Linked DNA regions of Mus musculus: region 2 is linked to region 1. Evidence: chromatin loops called from intact Hi-C (ENCODE). Cell type or tissue: left cerebral cortex. All regions are shown on one strand. Each heading gives the region's core, and the rest is flanking DNA. Links, peaks and the distances in the headings are about the cores only.

Region 1 (4,583 bases), core at 714-3,213:
GTGCCACCATGCTTTGTTTGAGGGTGACACTGCACATGTTAGTCTCACACTGCCAACTGACCTACATCCCAGGCTGCTGTGTGCGTGTGCATGTGTGGCCAGAGAGCGACTTTGTTATACCCCAGGAACAACTGTTAGCTTCTTTTCTGAGCTAGGCCTGGATTGAGCTGGCTGGAAGGGAGCTCCGAGGATCTGCTTGTCTCTGCCTCCCGGGCACTGAGACTGCGTGTGAGGTCTGGGTATGTAACTCGGGTCCTTGAGCTTACAAGGCAAGCCCTTTATCAACCGAGCTCCCCAAACCCAGCAAGCTTTTTCCTATTTCTTTTTTAAGGTTTGGTATCCATATATTGCTCAGACTGGTCTGAAGTTCTTGGGCTAAAGGGAACCTTGGGCCTCAGCTTCCTGAGTATCTGGGATTGCAGCAGGTGTCACTGTGCCTGGCTTAGAAGGAATGTGTTTGTTTGTTTGTTGGTTTGCAGAGGTGAGGCCGGTAGAACTCACTCACCACATAGCTGAGCATATTGGTTAGGTTTTTGTTTTTTGCCAGTTTGACACAAGCTAGAGTCATCTGGGAGGAGGGAACTTCAATTGAGAAGATATCTCCATCAGATTGGCTTCTAGGCCACTCTATGAGGGCAGTTGTTTGATGGGCAGATTGTCTGCACTGCAAAAACCACAAGCTGAGCAAGCCATTGAGAGCAAGCCGGTGAGCATCCTCCATCTTCTCTGCCTCAGCTGCTACCTCCAGCTTCCTGCCTGGGCTTCCCTCCATGATGGACTGTGACACACAAGTATAAATAACTCTTTCCTCCCTACACTGCTTTTAGTCTGGGTCTTTATCACAGTACTAGGAACTGGAACGCCAAGGCTAGCTAGAAGCCATGGTCCTGCTGCTTTGAGCTCTCGGATTACAAACATGCCCTGCCAGGCCTCATTTGGCAGGGGGTGGGAACTACAGAAATAGCTCAGTGGTTAACAGCGAGCTCTTTTGCTCGCAGCAGAGGATCTAGGTTCATACCCAGCACCCAGGAGTCAGCTCACAAGAATCTGTAACTGGCTATCTGATGCCCTCTTCTGGCCTTCTCAGGTACTGCTTGTGCGTGGTGCACAGACACACAAGGAGGCAATACACTCATACACGTAAAATAAAAATGAATAAATCCGGCTGGAGAGATGGCTCAGTGGTTAAGAGCACGGGCTGCTCTTCCAGAGGTCCTGAGTTCAATTCCCAGCAACCACACGGTGGCTCACAACCATCTGATGCCCTCTTCTGGTGTGGCTGAAGGCAGCTACAGTGCACTCATATAAATGTTTAAAGAAGAAACTGAATAAGTCAAGCACGACAGTGGTGAAGCTGACAGCCGAGGGTCAAAAAATGCCTGCGAGCCAAGGCTGACCAGAGCACAGAAGAGCCACAGATCCCCCGAGTGGAAGCAGAGAAGGCCAAGAACCCCATAAAAGCTGTGGGGTTGGCCTGTGCTATCAGCTTCCCACTTGGTGTCTTTCTTCATCCTTAGCAAGCAGGAAGTAACAAGGACTGTTTGCATCAGAGGAAGGGAAGCCCAGCAGAGCACGGGGGCGTCCAAAGCCGGTGAGTAAGAGAGTTGAGGGTTCAGGGCCTTCTCCCAACCAGCTCAGTTCCCTGAAGCTGGGTCTGGAGTACAGGCCTGAGGAGCCCGGCAGCCTTGGGGAGGCTGAAAGTCACTACCACTGAGGTCCACTAGAGGGCGCGTGATGCCCAAGTTGTCACTACCTGACTCTTCTACTCTGAACAACCAAAGGCAAATAAGTTACTAAGTACGTGTGTGTGTGTGTGTGTGTGTGTGTTATGAACCAAGCATAAATAATTTTGTTATTGTTTTATTTTTTTTGCCCAGGCTGACCTCAAACTCAGCATCACTCATCTTTGCCTCTGGAGTGCTGGGATTAAAGGCCTGCACCACCAAGATTGCTAAAAACAAATCTCTTTTTAAAAAGATTTGGGCTGGTGAGATGGCTTAGCGGTTAAGAGCGCCGACTGCTCTTCCGAAGGTCCTGAGTTCAAATCCCAGCAACCACATGGTGGCTCACAACCATCCGTAACGAAATCTGATGCCCTCTTCTGGAGTGTCTGAAGACAGCTACAGTGTAATTACATGTAATAAATAAATATTAAAAAAAAAAAAGATTTATGTGGCCGGTTGGTGGTGGCGCACGCCTTTAATCCCAGCACTGGGGAGGCAGAGGCAGGCAGATTTCTGAGTTTGAGGTTAGCCTGGTCTACAGGGTGAGTTCCAGGACAGCCAGGGCTATACAGAGAAACCCTGTCTCAGGAAACCAAAAATATTTATGTGTTTTATGTATATGAGCCAGATCCCATGATGAATGCTTGTGGTTGCTGGGGCTTGAACTCAGGACTCTGGAAGAGCAACTAATTCTTTTATCCACGGACCTGTTTCTTCAGCCCCCCAACCCCCAAATGGATCCTTAAAAAAGAAAAAAAAAAAAGGGTGAAAAGAATGGTTTTGGACTTAGGAAACAGGTTGCAAAAATAGTTTGGCACATTATATGCCTTTTTTTAAACCAAGAAACACACAGGATAAATTTGCTGCTACATACGCTGTTTTGACATTGTTTTCAAGCAAGAACACATTGCTTATTAAACACAACACAATCTGGAACAAATGGAATTGTGGGGCACATTGGGCTGAGCCAGAACTCAGCTGTGCAGGGCAGTCCTGCCAGGAGAGAGGTGGGGAGGGGGGAGGGAGGCGGGGTCAGGAGAGAGGTGGGGGGAAAGGAGGTGGGTTGGGAAAAGTTAATATCATGATGCAGGAAGCAGGTCGTTGGAGGGCTGCTTTGGAAATTGGAAGTGTCAATGATTGGCTGCGGTGCTGTTACTGAGGGTAAAGATGGGGCCATCACTGAAGATGTTCAGGTAAGTGACGGCAAGGGGGTGGAGAGTCAGTGAAGTCGGGCTGGTGACTGGGTCCCGGAACACATACTTAAGTCCTGCTTGGAGCGTGGGAAGAAGTGTTGGTGAACTAGAGATGGGCAAAGCTATGTGGTTTAGAGGGATCTAGAGATACGCAGTGGAAAGAGCTGGGTTGGGGATTGGATGGGGAAGAGCTTGTAGGGTCTGAGATGGCCTCAAGGTGTCCTGCCTTGGCCTGAAGCCAGCTCAAAAGCCCTCTGCTGACAGCCTCCCTCTTACCACAGACCACTGCCAGTGCCCAGTGGGTAGAGCGCCCAGTCAGTTCCCTGACACCCTTTTCTGCACAATGAGCATACTCTAGCCCCCCATTACCCACCTTTGTTCTCTGCACCCCCTTTTGGCTCTTCCGAACCTTCAGTCTTCTCACCAAGAAAGAAAGCCCACTAGCAGCTGACACACTCTCAGAAAAGGGGTTGGAAAGGAGAGGAGAGGCACACTGGATCCCACTCTCTCTCCTGAGCCACCAGGGCAAGCCTGGTGTCCATGACTGTTCCTGGGGACTCTATCCACCCCAGACAGACAGGACAATGACTGAAGGAATGATTCCACCCAAGCTGGAGAGTTTTGTTGTTGTTATGGTCTGGTGTTTTTTGTCTTTGTTTTTTTTGTTTGTTTTGTTTTGTTTTGTTTTGTTGTTTTGTTTTGTTTTGTTTTTCTAGACAGGGTTTCTCTATATAGCCCTGGCTGTCCTGGAACTCACTTTGTAGACCAGGCTGGCCTCAAACTCAGAGATCTGCCTGTCTCCCCACCACCAACCGGCACAGGTTTTTGTTTTGTTCTTGTTTTTCTTTATTTTTCCTTTTCCCGAGAGAAATAACTTGAAGTTGGATGAGTAGGGAGATGGGTGGGGGGGGTATCTATGAGGACTCGAGGAGAAAGAATATGATTAAATAGAGTGTATGAAAAATTGAGCCACATAGTGGTGGCACACACCTTTAACCCCAGCACTCAGGAAGCAGGGAGGTGGATCTCTTTGAGTACAAGGCCAGCCTGGTCTACAGGACAGCCAGTGCTAGGTCCTGAAAATCCAAAAAACCAAGCCAACACAAACAAAATTAAACACAGTTAAATATAATTTCCCTGTGTTCTTTCCTCCTTCAAACGCTCCTCCCCTCCACACCCCTTTCACTCAAACTCATGGCCTCTATTTCTGCAACTGTGGTGACATATATGTGTGTATGTACACACACACACACACACACACACACACTCCTAAGTTCTTCTCAAGTGGAACTTGAACTGGGGTTACCTTTAGGAGTGCAGTATCTATGGGTGTCTACAGGCAGCTCCACCACCTCCCCTGAGCAATTGTTAATTGATTATTCACCCCCGGGGAAGGCAGCACCCCTCGCCTGTAGCCTTGTGGGTGCTCCAGTCAGCCTCCTCCTCCTCCGGCTGTTCGTGACCTGACCTGGGCCTTTTTGGGATCAGCGCAGGTCATTTATCTTGTCCAGTACCGGGAGCGATGCTGAGGGGAGGGGTTGGTTTTCTCCCTCCTCTGTGGAGAGTGAGCTTTTGGGGCCTCATCTAGAAACTTGGTAGAAATTTGACTTTGGGCTAGGACAGGGAGGAAGGCTCAGATAAGAATATATATACTTAGGCTGGAGAG
Region 2 (4,583 bases), core at 830-3,329, 260 kb before region 1:
GTACAGAATGGAAACTGAAAGCGGACACCTCATTACCCAGGTTTATCAGCTAGAGGGTGCTCCTCCCATTTTTAACTCGGACTCACTCGGAATTCAGAGGCCTAAGGGGGGGGGGGATCAAATATAAGAATTCATGAAGATCAACTGGAGGAATTTATACTGTGGGAGTCACAACACGGACAGTGAATACAGAACCGGAGGTGACTGTGTTGTTAAAATATAACACAGGGGCTTTCAGAATTGTCATTACTGATAGAGCACTTAAGAAAAATACATAAAATGGCTTTCCTTCAGTACAACGGAATTAAACATCTTGTCTGTCAAAAAAGAAAGAAAACTGATTCTAGACGACTTTAAGGCAGTGGCTGGCTCTCAACCTGTGAGTCGTAAGCCCTTTGGGAATCAAACCGTTACACAGGGGTCACAAATGAGATATCCTGCATATCAGACGTTTACTTACAATTCATAACTAGCAAAATTACAGTTATGAAGTAGCAACGAAGTAATTATGGTTGGGGATCACAACAGGAGGAACTGTATTAAAGGGTAGCAGTGTCAGTGCCTGTCTGCCCCTCAGCCCTGTGCTCTTGGTCTCAGCCATCTTCACCACCACCTGTTGTCTTTAACAGTTAACATCCCGAGATGGCTCCCCTTTCCTTCCTCCATAAGGCTAGCTATGAACTTCTACTGGCTACCTTTAACCCTACACACTCATCCTCCCCCATTCTTGAAAATCTCCTACATTTTGTGGCAATCCCTCCTCTCCCCCAGGTATATATCTGTCTTACTTCCTCTGTCTGTTTTTATTTAAGTTCTGTGTCCATGTTGGCCTTTTTTCTTGCCACATTTCCTCTGATCCTATGGCTTCAACTTCCCTGGCCCCAAGATGTCGAGGGAGGGCTCCCTTGTCTGGTCTTCAGTTCAGGTCTACTCAACCTCTGAAATCATGTAGTGAGCAGAGCATAGTGGCCCACTCCTACAATCCCAGAAAATTGGGAGACTGAGGCAGGAAGAGCATCATAAATCTGAGGCCAGCGTACAGCTATAGAGTGAGATCCTATCTAAAAAAAAAAAAGCTGGGCGTGGTGGCGCCTACCTTTAATCCCAGCACTCGGGAGGCAGAGGCAGGCGGATTTCTGAGTTCGAGGCCAGCCTGGTCTACAGAGTGAGTTCTAGGACAGCCAGGGCTACACAGAGAAACCCTGTCTCGAAAAACAAAATAAGGTCTCTTGCTGCAGCAACGAGAGTGGGAGCACCTGGAGCGCAAGCTTGGAAGGAGAATCCACGAGTTGTAAGAAAATGGCAGACAAGCCGGACATAGGGGAAATCGCCAGCTTCAATAAGGGCAAGCTGAAGAAAACCGAGACGCAGGAGAACACCCTGCCGACCAAAGAGACCACTGAACAGGAAAAGAGGAGTGAAATCTCCTAAAAGCCTAGGAAGACTTCCCCATCCCACCCCACCCCACCCCCTCGTGATTTGGAGGAAGAGCCACCTGTAAGATGGACCCGAGCCACAAGCTGCACTGTGAAACCTGGGCACTCCGAGCCGATGCCACCGGCCCACGGGTCTCTGAAGGGGACCCCTCCGCTAATCGGTCTGCCAAATTTCACCGGTTTGCCCTGGGATATTATAGAAAATTATTTGTATGATTGATGAAAATAAAAACACCTCGTGGCAAAAAAAGAAAACAAAACAAAACAAAAAAATCGGGGGTTGGGCAGTCTAATGAGAAGAGCAATCACCAGGACCCATATGGTGGAAGGAGACAACTGACTCATAACAAACTTCTCTGGCCTCTACAACCTATTTAATCATTTCTCAGCTAGAGGGTGCTCTTCCCATATATATGAGCAGACTCGCATACAAATGTAATTTTAAAAACAATGTCAAGAGGCAGGCGGATTTCTCTCTCTCTTTCTTTCTTTCTTTCTCTCTCTCTCTCTTCCTTCCTTTCTTTCTTTCTTTCTTTCTTTCTTTCTTTCTTTCTTTCTTTTTTTGGGTTTTGGTTTTCTGAGACAGGGTTTCTCTGTATAGCCCTGGCTGTCCTAGAACTCACTCTGTAGACCAGGCTGGCCTCGAACTCAGACATCTGCCTGCCTCTGCTTCCTAAGTGCTGGGATTAAAGGCGTGCACCACCACACCCGGCTAAGCAGGTGGATTTCTGAGTTCGAAGCCAGCCTGGTGTACAGAGTGAGTTCCAGGACAGCCAAGGCTACACAGAGAAACCCTGTCTTGAAAAACAAAACAAAAAAAAAAAAAGAAACAACAACAAAACAACTGAAAGATCCTGACAGAATGTAAAAGGACACAGAAGCCCTGAAATTGGCAAGATAGATGTCAGTGTTAGCAGAAGTAGCTTCACTGATTTAGAAAAATAGAGGTGCACAATGCTCTGGCCACTCCTTGAACCTGTGTGTCTGCCAATGTTTTGACCGTTCCTTGACCCATGTGTGTGCCCACTGATGAAGCCCATTGCCAGGTGTTTGTGATATTGGTTGCTGAGAAAGAGTCAGAAAATCAACCCAGCAACCACAGCCGGGCCAATCCGGAGTTGCTACACCTACACCAGCCTCTTTCCTTGTACCTCTCCCATACCCATTTCTTGAGAATAGACATTGTTTAGATCTGGAAATCCCCTACTCCCCCCCCCCTTCTCCTTTCCCCCCTGAGGGCCTATAAAAACTGGGACCCCTTTCCCCTCGAGGTCGACTCCTCTACCCCTGCGTGGGATATGAGTCGTGGGATATGAGTCGTCCCCAGAGCTCTGGTTTTCCCCGAATAAAGCCTCAGGTGGTTTGCAACAAGCTCGGTCTGTCGTGAGTTCTTGGGTGTTCGCTATTGTCCTGAGGCCTGAGCAAGGGGCTCCTTTTGGAGTCTTTCACAACCAATGCCAGGTGTGACAGTACAGCATTTTATTCCAGCTCCCCTTAAATGCTGAAGCAGGACAATCAAATGTTCAATGGGGCAACTTAATGTTAGCAATATTAGTGAATTACCTAAAAACTGGAAGGTAAGAAATGCTACTACTGGTCAGGTGTGGCATATGCCTTTAATCCCAGAAAATTGGGGGTAGAGGCAAGCAGATTTCTGAGTTCAAGGCCAACCTGTTCTACAGAATGAATTCCAAGACAGGAAGAAACAGAGACACAGAGAAACCATGCCCTACCCCACCCCACCCCAAAAAAAAGAAAGAGAAAAAGGAAAGAAAGACTACTGGAGAGTTGAGAGAAGCGTCGGGAAGTAACTGTGTGTGCTGTCCCAGCATGAGGACCCAAGTTCAAATCCTCAAAGAACAAATCGGTTGCAGTCACAAGCCGATACTCCTCCTGCCGCGGAAGACAGAGAGAGAAGGCTCATGGGCCACCAGCCTTGCTCAGGCTCCTTGAAAGCCCCATGTCTCGAGAGAATAGGGTGCAGAGTTACAGAGTAGGACACGATCTCTGGTCTCCATGTATTCACAAGGGCATAGGCACTCAGATCACACATAGAAAAATGGAAAGGGTACCAGGCATCTGGAGGTGCTGGCTTCAGGGTGATCAGTGAGCACAGGGTAAGCTTCAGTGAGGAGGTAACACTGGGGAGAGACCGGCAAACCCTGAGAAGGTGCAGCGGATGAGTGGCTGGGCAGAGCTCCAGCAGCAGGGACGCAGGTGCGGGGTTTTGGACGCTTAGAGAGGAACTAGTGAAGAGTGGCTGATAGGTGAGGGCTCAGTCCCGGGTTACATCGTGGGCCTGTACTGTGAAGCATGAGGGCCCACCGGAGGGTGTGAGGGTGATGCTTGACTTAGGTCTAGTGGGATCTCTCCAGTGCCTCTGTGGGAATAGAGCCTGGTGGGGTGGGAGGCAGGAGTGGGAACAGTGAGGTTTGGCAAGAGAGGACGTTCTTTTGATCCCACTGCCTCAGCTTCCGTAGTCTCATTTTCTTTGCCATCTCCTCCACAGCTGCACCTACACAGACTATTGTCCTCTCACACCAGGCCGAGTGCAACCGTCTCCTTTCCTAGACTCAACTTGATTTGCTATGCTGTTTTTCCTAGGGAGAGGCATGGACATGCCTGTTCACCCCAGGTGGGGTAGCCATGGAGCAAAGAAACAATTCCCACCCAATCCAGTTTGAGCCAGTGAGTTTATTGGGGTAACTTGCAGGAGCGTGTCGGGGGAGCCGTGCTCACTGGAGCACGCGAGGCTCCTGACAGCGGCATCACTGGAAAGCCCATGCTGCTCAGATGCTAATTGTCAGACTGCATCACGGGAGCTGCAAACGTGCTGGACTTGGCTACGGCCCTCAGACTACCCTACACAGACCCTGAGCTCAAAATAGGGACCACAATGGGCTTGGTTTGGTTTGTTTTCAAACAAAACCAACAAATAGGATTCTGAGTAAAGAACAGCACCAGTGTTAAAGTCACGTCACAAGCTGAGAGCAGCTCAGTGCTTTAGAGCACCCTTTGGACAGTAGCAGCACCTACAGGGTGGCTCTCAGCCATTGACAACTAGTTCTAGGAAATCCAGTGCCCTTTTTCTGGCCCCTGAGGACATCATGCGGGCCTCTGTGTGTGTGTGTGTGTGTGTGTGCGCGC

Evidence for each region. Hi-C counts contacts between places; a loop is a spot of excess contacts. Peaks named below come from ENCODE experiments on the same cell type or tissue, not always from the same donor. Only the 100,000 strongest peaks of a DNase experiment are listed, where the experiment ranks them.
Region 2: it touches region 1 in a loop (2.5-fold over the local background); 1 of 42 quality-filtered maps calls a loop at or near these places.

The regions. Positions count from the first base shown.
Region 1 is chr19:5,783,732-5,788,314 of GRCm38, reverse strand. No RefSeq gene overlaps it. Among named protein-coding and RNA genes, the nearest start is that of Scyl1, 15 kb to the right of the region's middle. In left cerebral cortex, for the core only: CTCF peaks have their summits at 1,074 (motif pointing left) and 1,715 (motif pointing right); DNase peaks (open chromatin) are centred at 1,068 and 1,698; H3K27ac peaks cover 397 bases.
Region 2 is chr19:6,041,539-6,046,121 of GRCm38, reverse strand. It overlaps the pseudogene Gm8034. Among named protein-coding and RNA genes, the nearest start is that of Syvn1, 2.7 kb to the left of the region's middle. In left cerebral cortex, for the core only: a CTCF peak has its summit at 1,844; no DNase peak of the experiment used is centred there.